5 separate regions of the Homo sapiens genome follow, and all the other regions are linked to region 3. Evidence: chromatin contacts called from ENCODE Hi-C or POLR2A ChIA-PET data. All regions are on one chromosome and are shown on one strand. The core of a region is the stretch at or near the end of the contact, and the rest is flanking DNA. Distances in the headings are between cores, read along the strand shown.

Region 1 (2,700 bases), core at 72-2,571, 620 kb after region 3:
GGCCTAGGAGGGAAGCAACCCCACAAAGATAGCCAGGGGCAAAGTTAGCCCTTCACCCAGAAATCCCTGAGAGCTGCACCAAGGAAGGGCCCTGGGACCTTCCAGCTTGTCACCTCATCTATACGGTAGGGGCAGAGCCAGATGCCAGTGTCTGCTGCTGGGATCGTGGATGTACACTTGAAGGACCTTCTAAGGCCCAACCTAATTCCCCTTCTGCCTGAAAACCTAGGCCCCTCCTGAAAGGGTGGGACCAGTCACAACTATCTTGGCGCTACTGGGGCTTCCTGTCACGGTGGCTGGGGGGCGGGGCTGGCAGAGGAAATGTAGTGGGAGACAAGACGGAGGTGAGCTGCAGAAGCCCAGCCGAAGATTAGGGATGTCTTAACTAAACCCTATTCTATTTATCAGGGGCCTAAGCAGATGCTAACAAACCCTGTCAGCATGGGAGGGGGACAAGGTGCAGGTAGGGGCGCCTGGGAAAGCCCCAGCGTGTGGGTAATTGTAGGAGAAGCCGCAGCATACAGGGCAGGGTTCATTGTGGGTTTCCCCCACATAGACACCGGCATCCCTCCACTTCCACCCACCCCCAACCGAAAATATTAGGGACTCCCTATAGGTCCCGCGGGTGTGCTTTCAGCTGCTTCATTTTTCCCAGTCGGAAAGTCCCTGCTGGGCTTCAGCTGCAGCCAGGGTGGACTGGGTGGTTGGCCGCTGGCTGCCTGGGCCTCCGACAAAGGCTGCGCCTGTGGCTGGGCTGCTCCGAGGTCCCCGGTCCAGCAGCGCCCCCCAAGCCTCCGGTCGGCTGGGGTTCCCTCCTCTGGGGGTCTCATTCCAGGCTGCTGCTACCGAGCCTAACTTCGAATTCTGGGACTGGGGGGGTTGGGGGGGTGGGTGGCGCTTAAGCATTTACACTGACACATAGCTGGCTGCCACTGACGGGGTCTGCGGGTGTGGGGAGGGGAGATAGGAGCGCATCCTCTGCCTCTCCGTGCAGCAGCTTGACCCAATTAGGGACCTGATAGAAGAACTGGAGCCGGAGCCTGTGCTCCCCAGGAGCGGCTGGGGCGACCGGGGATCTATTTCCCAAGCCCGGGCTCCAAAGCCATGTGCCAAACTCATCGCTCAGCTCCGCAGCCGCGCTCGAAGACAGAGCGTCAGACCCGCGTCATTCCGCCCCCGCCCTCACTCCCTCAGGGGGCTACTGACCTGGAGGTTTGGGGTCTCGAGTGATGCTTCGGTGCAAGTTCCCTCCGCCCTCCGCCCTCTCCTCCCGGGAACACCACCGGGTGAAAGCTAAGCTGGAGGGAGTTCATTTGCATTTAAAGAGAAAGTGACCTTCTCCTTAGCGCGGTGGGGTGAGATGGGAGGAGCATCCCCGCGTATGCTAAGCAGTTCCTCTCACTCGACCTCACCTCCCCGCCTGAACCTAGGGGACCCTGTTGGTTGTGTGATGTCTATTTTAAAAAGATTTTCCCTTTCCCGGCAGTTTCAGAGAGAAGCTACAGTTCCTTACAAAATGGTGGTGGCTTTGTCAGAAAGGGGGTGGGGCGGGGGAGAGGAGAGACAGAGTGAGTGAGTGAGAGAGAGAGAATGTAAGCACAGAAGAAGCACAAGCAGCAACAGCAGCAGCATCAGGAAGACACTTCGAGCAAAGACAGCCATCAATGGAGTGAGTCCAGTGCCCTATTGAGCACTTTACATACATTTCATCCCCATAACAACCCTTAAGGAAGATACCAGTGTCATTCCCCATTCTACTGAAAGTAAGCAACAGTCTTTTGAGGGCAAAACCCCTCTCTCTACAATGCCAGACAGTTTTCTCTGGTAAGTGGTGGGGGCTGTATTTTGCCGCAGATGAAGTGACAGGAGTCCTCCCCACCCCCCAGGCCTAGGAGACAGGTGTGGGGAGCACCAGGTCATAAGGTAGACCACGCGATTCCCTGGCACCTGACTCCAGTCCTCAGGGAAACCTGAGCACCTGATGGAGGCTGACCCAGTGTGACTGCTGCTGCCTGCAGCCAGATCAATGGGGGCAGCTATTTAAAGCCCTGGCAGAGGCTCCTGGCGCAGGTCCCCAGAACAGCATCTGATACAACAGGAGAGAGGCTCATGTTTGGCCAGGCGGCTCAGCAGGCTCAAGTGAGCTGGCCCAGGGCAGTGCACACAGCCACCCAGCCCACCTTCCCCATCCCCGGGCAGGAGTGGCTTCCTGGGGTTGGGCCTCTTGGCTGATGTGGGGAGCCATGGGCACTGCTCCTGAGGGCACCTGCTCAGGGCTTCTTCCTGGGTACTTCCAACACTCAGAACACTCCACAAGGGTAAAGAGTAATTCCGAACTTTTTCAATAACCAGGGGCCCAGACTGGGGACAACAGAAATCCCTCTCCTTCCCCACCGGAGCTGCTAGAGTAGACAGTGGTAATGCTGCTGACAGAGGGAGCACCCCTGTGGTTCCCATCCTCAGCTGCTTCACTGGGGGGTCAGAAACCTCATTATTCTCAGAGCTGCTTTGCTTGGAATCTCCAAGAGTTGGGGCGGCACCCCCCCCACACCCTCCAGAGGATCTGCGACTAGAAATAACATGGCCAGCATGGAAAACATGTATCAGGACCCAGCTAGAAGGGTCAGAGGCTCTGCTGGGACTGTCACAGTCATTGTGGGCACATCTATTTGTGGAGGCCTGGAGGGAAGGGCAGGTGGG
Region 2 (2,700 bases), core at 201-2,700, 590 kb after region 3:
AAGGGAAGCAACAGAGGAGTCAGGCGGCTTGTAAAGGCATCCTCATTTGTTAGCTCCAGCTCTCCTGGGACTCCCAACGGCTCCAAAGAATAAAAGGCCAAGTTGAGCTCCAGTCCAGAAAAACAGTATCTCTGATGTCTTATCCAAGTGGGAGCAGCTGGTAGTAAGGAAGTCTGGGTTCTGGTGCCTGCTCTGCCACTGTCTCACTATATGATCTCAAATACAGTGCTTCTCTCCTCTGAACTTCAGTTTTCTCATCTTGAAAATGGCCAGGCCGGGTGTGGTGACTCATGCCTGTAATCCTAGCACTTTGGGAGGCCGAGGCAGGCGGATCACCTGAGGTCAGGAGTTCAAGACAAGCCTGTCCAACATGGTGAAACCCCATCTCTACTAAAGATACAAAAAATTAGCTGGGCATGGTGGCACGAGCCTGTAGTCCCAGCTACTAGGGAGGTTGAGGCAGGAGAATCGCTTGAACCTGGGAGGCAGAGGTTGCAGTGAGTCGAGATCGCGCCACTGCACTCCAGCCTAGGCGACAGAGCGAGACTCCGTCTCAAGAAAAAATAAAATAAAATGGCCAGGTGCCTCAAAAGGCAGTATCATGAGGGATTGTTTGGCATTGAGTAGCAGGATGGGATTGACTTAAAATGAGACTAGAGACACCCTCATTAAGTTCCCTGTGTCTGAATAACACAGCCTGCACCTATCCTGGTAGAAAGATTAGATTATCCCTAAAGGTCGCATCCCGTTCTCTGGGCAAGCTGACCCTCATCTTTATCCCCTTTCCACAGTGGTCTCTTGCTTTTCTTGGAGTGCAGTGGCACGATCTCAGCTCACCGCGCTCAAGCGATCCTCTCGTTTCAGACTCCGAAGTAGCTGAGACCACAGGCGCGAGGCCACCATGTCAGGCTAATTTTTTTGTGTGTAGAGATGGGTCTTACTACGTTGCTCAGGCTGGTCTCCAACTCCTGGGCTCAAGCGACCCTCCCACCTCGGCCTCTCAAAGTGCTGGGATTACAGGCGTGAGCCACCGCACTCGGCCAATAGAGTTCTTCCCCACCTTTCCCGGTAGAATACTTTCGCCAACCTACCCCCGGCATGGCCTCTCCCTACTTCTCACAATGGGCTGCTCTTTGGTTCCCCGCTAACGGCAAAACTGGCGTGTCCACCCATCGTCCTGGCAGAAGGATCCCGCCCCTCCCGGACCCCCTCCAGCCAACACTCACAGGGTCCTTGGCCACAGTAAAGAGGAGGTCTCCTTCGCGGTTATACTTAATCTGCGTAATGGACCGCTCATGGCCCTGCAGTAGGATCGGCTTCTGTGGGGACAAGACAGTAACGTCAGTGCTCGGAATTGGGCCCCAGCCTCAGCCCAGGACCCCCACTGCAATACCCCTAACTCTGAAACTCACCATCCCGGCTGTGACGCGAGGAAGGCCGCAACGTGAGTAAGACCGGAAAAGGTTTCGAGGTCACTTCCGGATTATGGGTCTCCGCCCCTTCGTTCCCGGAAGTAGAAGACAGCGGCGTTGCCATGGCGGCGTCTCTGGGTAGGTAGCCGGCCCCGCCCTTCCATGGATTTCCCGACCCTCGCCTCGAATTCATTTCCTGCTCCACATCCACCCTCTAACCCCGACCCCTGCTACAACCCCAGAGGCCGGACTCCTGGATTCATCTCCCTAGCTTCCCTGGGCCTGCCTTAGCCGCCAGTCGCAGCCGAGGCGAAGAGAGCGAAGGAGGGAAGTGGGGGCGGCTAGCTGGGGCTAGAAGGCCAGGAGAGGGCGGGGTGGGCGGCCGTTTGGGGTGGGGGTCAGGGTGACTCACTCGTCTGCATTCAGGGCAGGTGTTGGCTCTGGTGCTGGTGGCCGCTCTGTGGGGTGGCACGCAGCCGCTGCTGAAGCGGGCCTCCGCCGGCCTGCAGCGGGTTCATGAGCCGACCTGGGCCCAGCAGTTGCTACAGGAGATGAAGACCCTCTTCTTGAATACTGAGGTGCGTCTCTGTGAAAGGCCCCTCTCTCGGTGGAGTTGCCGCCAAGAATTTGGTCTTTGGAGTCAAACAGGTCTGGGTCAGCCCCACCACTTACTCACTAGAAATTCTCGGAAAAGTCAGTTGTCCTTGAGCCTCAGTTTCATCATCTGTAAATGGCGATTATAATAATAACCATCTGATAGGTCAGTTGCAGGAATTAGGTGAGATACGTAGAGCACTTAGCATTAGGCCTAGAACATAGTAAGTGCTCAATCTATGGCTGCCATTATTCACATTTTATTGTGATTCCTTCAGTTACATAAGGCAACATTTGTGAGCCTTTCCAGAGGGAGGGCTTGGGGCTCAAATTGGCCCTGCAGGGGAGGAGTTCAGAGGAGGAAGGCTGGAGCTGGAGGACTTGGGGAAGGCTTCCTGGAGGGGCTGACATTGGCTTCAAGGCCTTGCAGGATGGGAACTAGCAGAGGTGAGGGAGAGGGTAGTTTGAGCAAAGGCACAGACTTCAGTCTGTTTCCCTCTTTGCCCTGGAAGGATCCTCCTTAGAGGGATTAGTGTTCTCTGGGTCCTTATAACCCTGCCTCCCTCCAAGGAAAGACATTCGCTAGGAGCTCAAAGAAGGCAGTGCTGCTCAGTCAGGCCATCACACTGACTGCAGGTTTCTCCTCTTTCCAGTACCTGATGCCCTTTCTCCTCAACCAGTGTGGATCCCTTCT
Region 3 (2,700 bases), core at 49-2,548:
ATGAGGGTGCCAGGATTCTCCTCCCACATGGACACAGAGAACAGATGCGCTAAGCTGCAGCAACAGGTTTCTTTTCAAAAAGAAAATGTGCTTTAAAACACTTCAGGCAGGTCTGGTAGAGCTTGGAGTCCCTAATAAATACACAAAACACCGGAGATCAGGTTAGGGCAGGCCGTGGGCAATTCAACCACTTCTAGGACCTTTCCAGGGCCCACTGAGGTAATAACTGCTTTCCCTCTTGCCCTGGAAGTAACTGGTGACGCCGCCTCCAGCCCTTGAGGAGCCGGAGAAAGGGTGGCCCAGGCCCAACCTTTGGAGGATACTGCCTTGGCTCTCTCTCACAAATGCAACGGCCCGGGACGGTGTCGCCTTCCAGGAAGGGCCTTTGCGTCTCCCTCCCCCGGGGACACCGCGAATTCCCGCCTCCCGGCGGAAAGCGGGAGAAGCGAGAGTTTTCTCCCCGCCCCTCCCCCAGTAGGGGCAAACCCGCCCCTCAGCAGGCCTGTGCTGTGCGCTCCTCTCCCGGGGACCACCGTCCTCAGATCTCCCCAGGGAATGGGTCGTCCTCTTCCTGCCCCCACCCGCGAGACGCGGCAGAAAAGCCCGCGGCTATCTTCCCGCCAGCAACAGCCTCCCGCCGAGCCGGCCGGGACAGAGGCGGCCCCCACCCCCACTGGGCAGGGGACTGCAGACGGCGCTCCCCGACTCTCAAGACGACCAGGGAGCTTCCCTTTTCCTCAGCGGGGTGAGGGGCATCTGTCGCCCGCCGACTTGGAGGTGGAGGGGCAGGGACATTCCCTCGCCATCACCTCAGGAGCTAGAACGCGCCCTTCTCGCAGCAGGGCGTGGGCCTCCCAATCCCTCCAAGGGGCGGACGGCGTGCGCAACCCCCTGGAGAAGCAACAGGCGCCCCCATCCCCCTCCAAGCCGGGTAACGCCGACCCCCTCGTCCCTCCCGCTCTTCACCTCCGGAAGCCGGGCCAAAGCCTGGGCGAACGACTGCGCCTCACTCCGCCCCCTGCGCCATTTTATCGCCCCCTCCCCGACCTCCCCTACCCCGAGTCAGCCGGGCCAACACCAGGGGGAGGGCAAACCAGCAGTGATTGGCAGGAAACCGTCCCGCCTCTAGGAGGGTTGTGCCCCGCTCAGGCGCCTCAGCCCCGCCCTCCGCACCGCCCACCGTGCCCACTGGCTCCACCTTTTCCCGTCTCATCGACCTGCTCGACTCTCTGCTGCTCCTCACTTTTTCCGGCCGCTGCCGGAGGGGTCCAGGCCGAGTAAGCGGAGCGCCGAGCCCAGCTGATGCAACCTGGCTGGACTCGCGTGACAGTTCCCGGCACGCGGCGGCGACGGTGACCCAGGAAGGGGCTCTGGTGCCGGGCTGAGCGGGGGAAGCAGGGGTAGCGGAGCCATGGGGGACGCTCCCAGCCCTGAAGAGAAACTGCACCTTATCACCCGGAACCTGCAGGTCAGGCCTGGGGGTTGGAAATGCGCCGTTGGGGATTAGGAGCCCGAGGTTCAGTGATTTTGAGCCCCATTACGGGGTTCTAAGTATGTGGGGCCGGGGACTCGGCGCTGGCGCAGCTCTGAGAGAGCCTGTAGATCTCACTGCTGGTCGGTCAGTCAATCAAGCAGCCCTTCCCTGGGTTCCCCAGAAATCACAGTGGGCTCACCTCTTGCGTCCAGTTGTCTTGTGTTGGAGCCAAACTTTGAATCCAGGACTCCCATTCCACCCCCCTATTAAGTGCCAGACGTGGTGCTTAGTCGCTGGGGATACGTCAAGGGCCTGCCAGAGCTTGTCTGAAGGGGATCAGACGTTAAAAATGACCCATTACGGTTCAAGTAAGTACTGGAAGATGCTATACTGGGAGCTTTAAAGGGAAAGAGAGAAGGGAAGGCTTCCCTGAGGAAGTGACCTCCAAACTGCGCCTTGAAGGAAATGGATCCCCCCCCCTCACTCCACAAATGTTCCGTTTGTTACCAAGAACTACAGGAGTAGAAGTGAACCAGAGGAAGAATGGAAGAATAAGGAGGGAGAGCATTTCAGATGGAGGAAACAGAAATTGTGGCAAATTTAGCTGGAGTGGAGTGAGCAAAGTTATGAGGAAGCACTTAAATATTTATATTGCTTACCCCTTAACTTTTTCAGGCTTCTGACTGTTGTCACCTTATCAGCGACGCATGATTTCCGACCACTTTATTTAAATAACAAACCCTCTGGCACCAGAACTGCCCCATACCTTGCTCTGCCTTTTTTTTGTTATTGTTTCTACATAGTATACATTTTATTTATTTGTTTAAGAGAGGTAGGCAGGGACCAAGTCACGGGAGCCTTGCAGGCCTTATTCTGTTCAATTTTAAATTGGGCTTCCTTCTAAGAGTAGTGATAAATCAGTTGGGCCACACAGCCTGTTCTGTTTTTTCTTTTTAGAGATGTACTTCACATACTATAAAATTCACCCTTTTAAAGTGCACAATTCAGTGGGTTTTAGTATGTTCACAAGGTTGTGCAACCATCACACTATCTTTTTTTTTTTTTTTTTTTTTGAGGCGGAGTCTCGCTCTGTCGCCCAGGCTGGAGTGCAGTGGCCCAATCTCGGCTCATTGCAACCTCCGCCTCCCAGGTTCACGCCATTCTCCTGCCTCAGCCTCCCGAGTAGCTGGGACTACAGGTGACCGCCCCCACGCCCGGCTAATTTT
Region 4 (2,700 bases), core at 40-2,539, 530 kb before region 3:
TGCAAAGCACTGTGGGAAGGGAGGTAGCACACTGAGAAACACGGTCTGTACCCCACCTCAAGAGCTGAAGGTCTACTTGAAACGATGAAAAATGCACAGGAAAAAAATTACAATAGAAAGTAAAATGCGATAAATGCCATAGATGGATTTGAGGTAAGTCATTTAAAAGCTACAAAACAGGAAAAGTTACTGCCAACTAGAGATGTTCAGGATAGATTTCAGGGAGGACGAGGCATTGTTCTAGAGCAGAGGTTGACAAACTACAGCCCAATGGCCAAAACCATCACATTGCCAGTGTTCGTACAGCTCGCAAGCTAATAATGATTTCTACATTTTAAATTTTTTTTTGAAAAAATCAAAAGAATTCTATTTCATGATACATGAAAATTATCTGAAATTCCAATTCTAGTGCCCATAAATAAAGTTCTATTGGAACACAACCACACTCCTTCACGTACATATTGTCTGTGGTTGCTTTCCTGCGGCAACAGCAGAGATGAGTTGTTGCCACAGACCGTGTGACCTACAAAGTCTAAAATATTTACTCTCTGGTCCCTGGCAGAAAAAGTTTGCCAACTGCTGTTCTTGAGTCTGGACCTTGAAGGATAGGTAGGACCTGGACATGCAAAGTTGAGGAAAGAGCATTCCAGGAAGAACTGGTGGAACTTAAGAGAGGGAGGCAGGAAAGTGTGGGCATGTTAGGGAACAGGAGTTGAGGATACAATCCTGTGTTACCCTAGTTTATAAAACAAAATATAAGTGTAAGAAATGCAGAGGCAGAGGAGAAGGAAATATGAATATTAATGAAAAGGGGGGTTGAAAATTTGAAAAATAGAGGAGAAAGGGAGCTAAGTAAATATTCGGGGAATGTAAAATAAATGTAAACAAAGAAGATGGGATGAGGCCTGAGAGTGGAAAGGGGTGGGGGGAGAAGAAAGGCAGGCAACGAATATGAATACTAAGGAAGGCAAGAAAATGGGACCATGTTGGGAACAGAGGGAAGTCAAGAATGGAGAGAAGTGCCTGGCGTGTGTCCAGCACCTTCCTGCGCCTCGCGCTCCTGAGGGTGGGGACTGTGTCACGCTGCACGTCTCTGTACCCCCGCAGCCCCTCGCGCGCGTGCTGAATGAGTATGCTTCGCCACGACAGCGCAGGTTCACCCGGTGCGCTTGGGGAAGATAACCAACACTTACGGGACTCTGACCGTGTGCCAGGCACGGCGGGCCGCCTGAACCCACTTCCTCAATCAGCCTCAACCGCGAGCCCGAGGCCGCTCACGGAGGTGTGACCGGGGCACTCGGGCCATGACTTCCCTCTGATCCTCGGTTCCCAGTGGGAAGGAGAATGACTTGTAGGGTCGTTGTGAACAATAAGTCGGGGACAGCGCGAGCAGGGTTTGGCACGAACTGAGCTCTCGGTGACTGGTGGTCGTTAGTCTTCTGACTGACCCCCAGGCCCCTCAGGGAGTGAACGGTCCAAGGCGGGAGTCGCGGGCCGCCCCGCCAAGGAGCACTTGCACCGGCTATCAGGGCAGCCTCCTCGTGGCGTGGCGCCCGCCTCCCTAAGCTGAGCCCCGGGCGTCCCTAACCCGCCTTCCGGAGGGCGCGAGGCGGGGCTCGCCGCACAAAGGAAGCGCGCGGCCCGTGTCCGCCCCGCCCCTCCCGCGGCCCCGCCCCTCCCCGCCCCGCTCCCTCGCCCCGCCCCCGGCGGAGGCGGCCGCGGGAGCCGTCCCAGACTCGCCGCATTGTCTCCGCGGCGGCTGCAGCCCTCGAGCGCCCGCCGCGCGCGCGCGCGCAACCCCGGCCGCCGCCCGCGCTCCCGCCCCGGCCTCGCGCCCCCGTCCCGGCCTCGCGCCCCGGCCGCCCTTTGTTGACGCCGGCCAGGCCGGTGCGGTCGGATGCGCCGCGGCAGCCCCGGGCCCCGGCTCGGAGGCTCCCGGCGGAGAGGAGGCGGCCCGCCCGGGCCCGGGACCCCGCGCGAGTCGGCGCCCGGCCGAGGGGCTGCGTAGGCCCCGCCCGGCCAGGCCCAGCCGGGCCCTGGACAGGTCAGTGCCGGGGCGGGGGAGGGGTTCTCGCCAGTAGGGAGGCCGGGGGCCGCGCTCGCCGCACTGGAAGTCGGGCACCGCCCTCGGTGCCCCTAACGGCCCGGGCCTACGCGGCTGCCAGGCCGTGCCAGTCGCGGCTCTCGTCCGCGCGGCGCCTGGGAGGTGCCCTGCTCCCCAGCCTCGCTCGCCTGGGGACCCTGCGCGCCCGTCGCCCCTGGAAGCCGTGTCACCTCGGCGCGCCGCAGCTTCCGCGTCCCCAGGCCCCGCACACCCCACCCCAGCCCCAACCTAGGACCGGCCTCCCCGCCGCTGCGACTTCCCTGGGACGGACGGTGCGTTCGGGGACGAGACTGCTGGCATCTGCCGTACTTTATTGGTGGTGGACTCCCTATCTTGGAGGCGCCTGCGGCTTCGCTGGAGAGTTTTGTTTTTAATCTAGTTCAGTCTCACGAGGTTTTTAATTGGATGGAAAGGGACAAGCTGTTCTGTGTCTTTTCTTCCATTTTTAGAAGAGCGTTTTCTCTCCTTCCTATGCCAAATGAAGGTAGACTATATTTGTTGCTTCTTTACATTAAAATCGGGATTTGTGAGATTCTGTATTTAAACTGAAGTCCACAGACAGGGAAATAATTGGCCCAAGGTCAGGTTGCAAACCA
Region 5 (2,700 bases), core at 47-2,546, 530 kb after region 3:
GCATGCCCAGCCCTTCATGGTCCGGTCCCTATTTACATCTTTTTTTTTTTTTTTTTTTAAGACAGAGCCTCGCTCTGTTGTCCAAGCTGGAGTGCAGTGGCACGATCTCAGCTCACTGCAACCTCTGCCTCCCGGGTTCTAAGGGATTCTCCTGCCTTAGGCTCCAGAGTAGCTGGGATTACAGGCGCACACCACCATGCGCGGCTAATTTTGTATTTTTAGTAGAGACGGGGTTTCACCATGTTGGCCAGGCTGGTCTCGAACTCCTGACCTCAGGTGATCCACCAGCCTCGGCCTCCCAAAGTGCTGGGATTACAGGCGTGAGCCACCACGCCCGGCCAAATGCCTGTTTTTCAAAGGTCCTGTCCTCTCTCTTGCCTCTGAAACTTGCTGTTATCTTTGCCTTCCCTGTGCCTGGCTAAGAACTCCTGTTCTTCAGGTCCTAACTAAGATGTCCCCTCCTTCGCTGACTCCTCAGGTGGAGTTCGGTGCCTCTTCTCTGTGCTCCCCTAACACTCTGAGCTCTGACACGGAGAGAACTTCGGTCACTGGGAAGGGTGACCCGATCAACCCCACGGCCCCAGCCCCTCAACACTTCCTCGAACACAGTAACCTGCTTGAGAGATTAAGTGAGAAGTCTGTTTTAACAGGTTGCATCCTTCTCCTTGCAACCCCTGGCGCCCCACGTCGCAGTAGCAACCGCAGGCCCCGCTCAGAGGCTGGGGGAGGGGAGGCGGGCAACCAGTCGTGCAGGACTCTTCCCCCAGAAAAGATGAGGAAGGGACGGGGCAGGGAAGAGCTTTGGGTTCTCGGCAAGAAAATGTATCCTTGCAGCCGTCTCCATCAGATTCAGCCTCCCCGCTCCGACGCACCCTCCCCTCTAGGAGTCCCACTCAAACTCTCCACATCAGACTTCCTCAGAATCTTCCCATCAAGATTACCTCACGCTTCCCCCACGCGATCCCCTCTTGGTCTCAGCCTCGATCTCCCTTCCTCGCAGCCTCCTCCCTCAGCCTCGACTTCCCCCTCGCAGCCTCCTCTCCGAGCCTCTCCCCAGCGCCTCAGCCTCCCGCAGCCTCCCATCGGCGCTCCAGCCTCAGCCTCCAGGTTCCCGGTCCGGCCCGGCCTGGCCCCGCCCCCGCCGCGAGGACGGTGCTCACCGTCGTAGTAGTAACAGACTTTCCTCCGGGTGCCCTGCGTCTGCGCCATCTTGCTCGCCTCCCGTCCCTACCGTCAGTCGGTCCGTCCGCCCTCCCGCCCGCGGCTCCGCTCAGCGTCCGACCCAGGGGGGAGGGGGCGGGCCTCCGGCCCGCCCCGCCCGTCCCCTCCTGGGCTCACCTATAGCCGCGCAGCCCGGGCACCGCTCCAGCCAATCAGCTTGCGCAGACACGGGCCCGGAACTCGGCAGGGGGCAAGGGCAGCCCGGAGAGGCCGCCGAGGGCCCCCTGGGCCTGTACCAAGGTCTGCGACAGATGGGTGGGGAGCCGCCCGGGGACCGTACCATCAGTCCCGGGGGAGGAAAGCAGCTCTGTAAACTTAACAGTCCCACTTCGTCGTGAAAAGCGTGCTTGGAGATCGGAGGCCAACTTTCTGATTTTACGGAGAATAAACCGAGGCCTACAGGGGAAAAGTGACTTGCACAAGGTCACTCAGCCAATAAAAGGGCTGAACCTGGGTTAGAAAGCGAGTTTGTGGCCGCAAAGGAGGGCTACAGAAAAATAATTAAAAAGAAAAGCAACACGCGGGTTTGGAGAGGAAGAAACCGACAAGAAAGGGAAAGAAAGCTAATGTTTGTCGAGGGGCTGCTGTGTGCCAAGTACTGTGCGACACTTTACCAATGTTATTTCAGTTTTTCCTCAAAACAGCTCTCGGCCAAGGGCTTTTTACCTCCATTTTACAGGACAGGATAAAGAAGTTCAGACTTCTGTGAATTATTCAAAGTTACACAAAGTAATTAAATTCAATTTTTTAATTGTACAGGGTTTTTAAAATGCTTTCTTTGCACCAGAGGCACTGTAACAAAGTGACAGAACCCAGCCTTTCAGACTCCAAAATCTACCTCCCTGATGCAGTCACCCAGGATGACTAAGTAGGCGTCTCTTTAGACAGGAGGAAATGGGATTATCCTATGATAGGAGGGCAGGTTTCCTTTCTTTTCTTTCCCTGTTTTTTTTTTTTTTTTTTTTTTTGAGACAAGAGTTTCGCTCTAGTTGCCCAGGCTGGAGTGCAATGGTGTGATCTCGGCTCACCACAATCTCTGCCTCTGTGTTCAAGCGGTTCTCCTGCCTCAGCCTCCCGAGTAGCTGGGATTACAAGCATGTGCCACCATGCCCGGCTAATTTTGTATTTTTGGTAGAGACTGGGTTTCTCCGTGTTGGTCCAGGTGGTCTCGAACTCCTGACCTCAGGATCCGCCCACCTCGGCCTCCCAATATGCTGAGATTACGGGCGTGAGCCACAGCGCCCGGCCTAGGAGGGCAGGTTTCTCAGCCTGGTAGCTAATGACATTTTGGGCCAGGTAATGCTTTTTTGTAGGAAGCTATTCTGTGCATTAACAGCTTCTGTGAAGCTGTTCTGTGCCTGGGCAACTAGAGTGAAACTCTTGTCTCAAAAAAAAAAAAAATTAAGCAGCATCCTTAGCCTCTACCCACTAGATGCCAGTAGCACCTTCCCCCCAGGCTGTGACAACCAAAATTGTCTC

Evidence for each region. Hi-C counts contacts between places; a loop is a spot of excess contacts on that map. ChIA-PET counts read pairs that join two places held with the same protein, here RNA polymerase II (POLR2A). Pooled maps may share reads with other maps.
Region 1: a loop to region 3 is called in a map of CD8-positive, alpha-beta T cell, with 5 times the contacts of the local background. The contact joins the promoter of CCDC28B here to the promoter of YARS1 in region 3. A Hi-C loop is called at or near these places in 1 of 168 maps with a recorded cell type or tissue (CD8-positive, alpha-beta T cell), 1 of 37 single-sample maps with no recorded cell type and 10 of 50 pooled maps. POLR2A ChIA-PET finds 5 or more read pairs at or near these places in 2 of 52 experiments (GM12878 and RWPE1).
Region 2: a loop to region 3 is called in a pooled map, with 21 times the contacts of the local background. The contact joins the promoter of EIF3I here to the promoter of YARS1 in region 3. A Hi-C loop is called at or near these places in 1 of 37 single-sample maps with no recorded cell type and 9 of 50 pooled maps. POLR2A ChIA-PET finds 5 or more read pairs at or near these places in 2 of 52 experiments (GM12878 and RWPE1).
Region 4: a map of B cell shows a loop between it and region 3 (11-fold over the local background). The contact joins the promoter of PHC2-AS1 here to the promoter of YARS1 in region 3. A Hi-C loop is called at or near these places in 3 of 168 maps with a recorded cell type or tissue (B cell, CD4-positive, alpha-beta T cell and naive thymus-derived CD4-positive, alpha-beta T cell), 8 of 37 single-sample maps with no recorded cell type and 16 of 50 pooled maps. POLR2A ChIA-PET finds 5 or more read pairs at or near these places in 1 of 52 experiments (GM12878).
Region 5: a loop to region 3 is called in a pooled map, with 6 times the contacts of the local background. The contact joins the promoter of HDAC1 here to the promoter of YARS1 in region 3. A Hi-C loop is called at or near these places in 2 of 37 single-sample maps with no recorded cell type and 8 of 50 pooled maps. POLR2A ChIA-PET finds 5 or more read pairs at or near these places in 1 of 52 experiments (GM12878).

What each region holds. Positions count from the first base shown.
Region 1 is chr1:32,199,216-32,201,915 of GRCh38, reverse strand. It overlaps CCDC28B (coiled-coil domain containing 28B), which reads right to left and starts at 1,321. Exons shown (of 6, transcript NM_024296.5): 1 at 1,207-1,321; 2 at 1-3. RefSeq lists enhancers at 1-475, 344-563, 476-995, 1,254-1,333, 1,546-2,103 and 1 more.
Region 2 is chr1:32,221,157-32,223,856 of GRCh38, reverse strand. It overlaps EIF3I (eukaryotic translation initiation factor 3 subunit I), which reads right to left and starts at 1,450. Exons shown (of 11, transcript NM_003757.4): 1 at 1,413-1,450; 2 at 1,227-1,319. The coding sequence starts at 1,415. TMEM234 (transmembrane protein 234) reads left to right here and starts at 1,504. Exons shown (of 5, transcript NM_019118.5): 1 at 1,504-1,550; 2 at 1,839-1,990; 3 at 2,660-2,700. The coding sequence starts at 1,535. RefSeq lists enhancers at 1,122-1,755, 1,032-2,231.
Region 3 is chr1:32,815,956-32,818,655 of GRCh38, reverse strand. It overlaps YARS1 (tyrosyl-tRNA synthetase 1), which reads left to right and starts at 1,298. Exons shown (of 13, transcript NM_003680.4): 1 at 1,298-1,468. The coding sequence starts at 1,412. It overlaps S100PBP (S100P binding protein), which reads right to left and starts at 1,003. Exons shown (of 7, transcript NM_022753.4): 1 at 967-1,003. RefSeq lists enhancers at 47-156, 590-759, 1,127-1,436, 1,185-1,684, 1,685-2,186.
Region 4 is chr1:33,348,941-33,351,640 of GRCh38, reverse strand. It overlaps PHC2-AS1 (PHC2 antisense RNA 1), which reads right to left and starts at 1,289. Exons shown (of 3, transcript NR_125978.1): 1 at 1,194-1,289. All of the region lies in intron 9 of PHC2 (polyhomeotic homolog 2), which reads left to right. RefSeq lists a silencer at 1,581-2,100 and an enhancer at 1,556-2,485.
Region 5 is chr1:32,290,679-32,293,378 of GRCh38, reverse strand. It overlaps HDAC1 (histone deacetylase 1), which reads right to left and starts at 1,296. Exons shown (of 14, transcript NM_004964.3): 1 at 1,161-1,296. The coding sequence starts at 1,209. RefSeq lists enhancers at 1-431, 503-562 and a silencer at 1,173-1,582.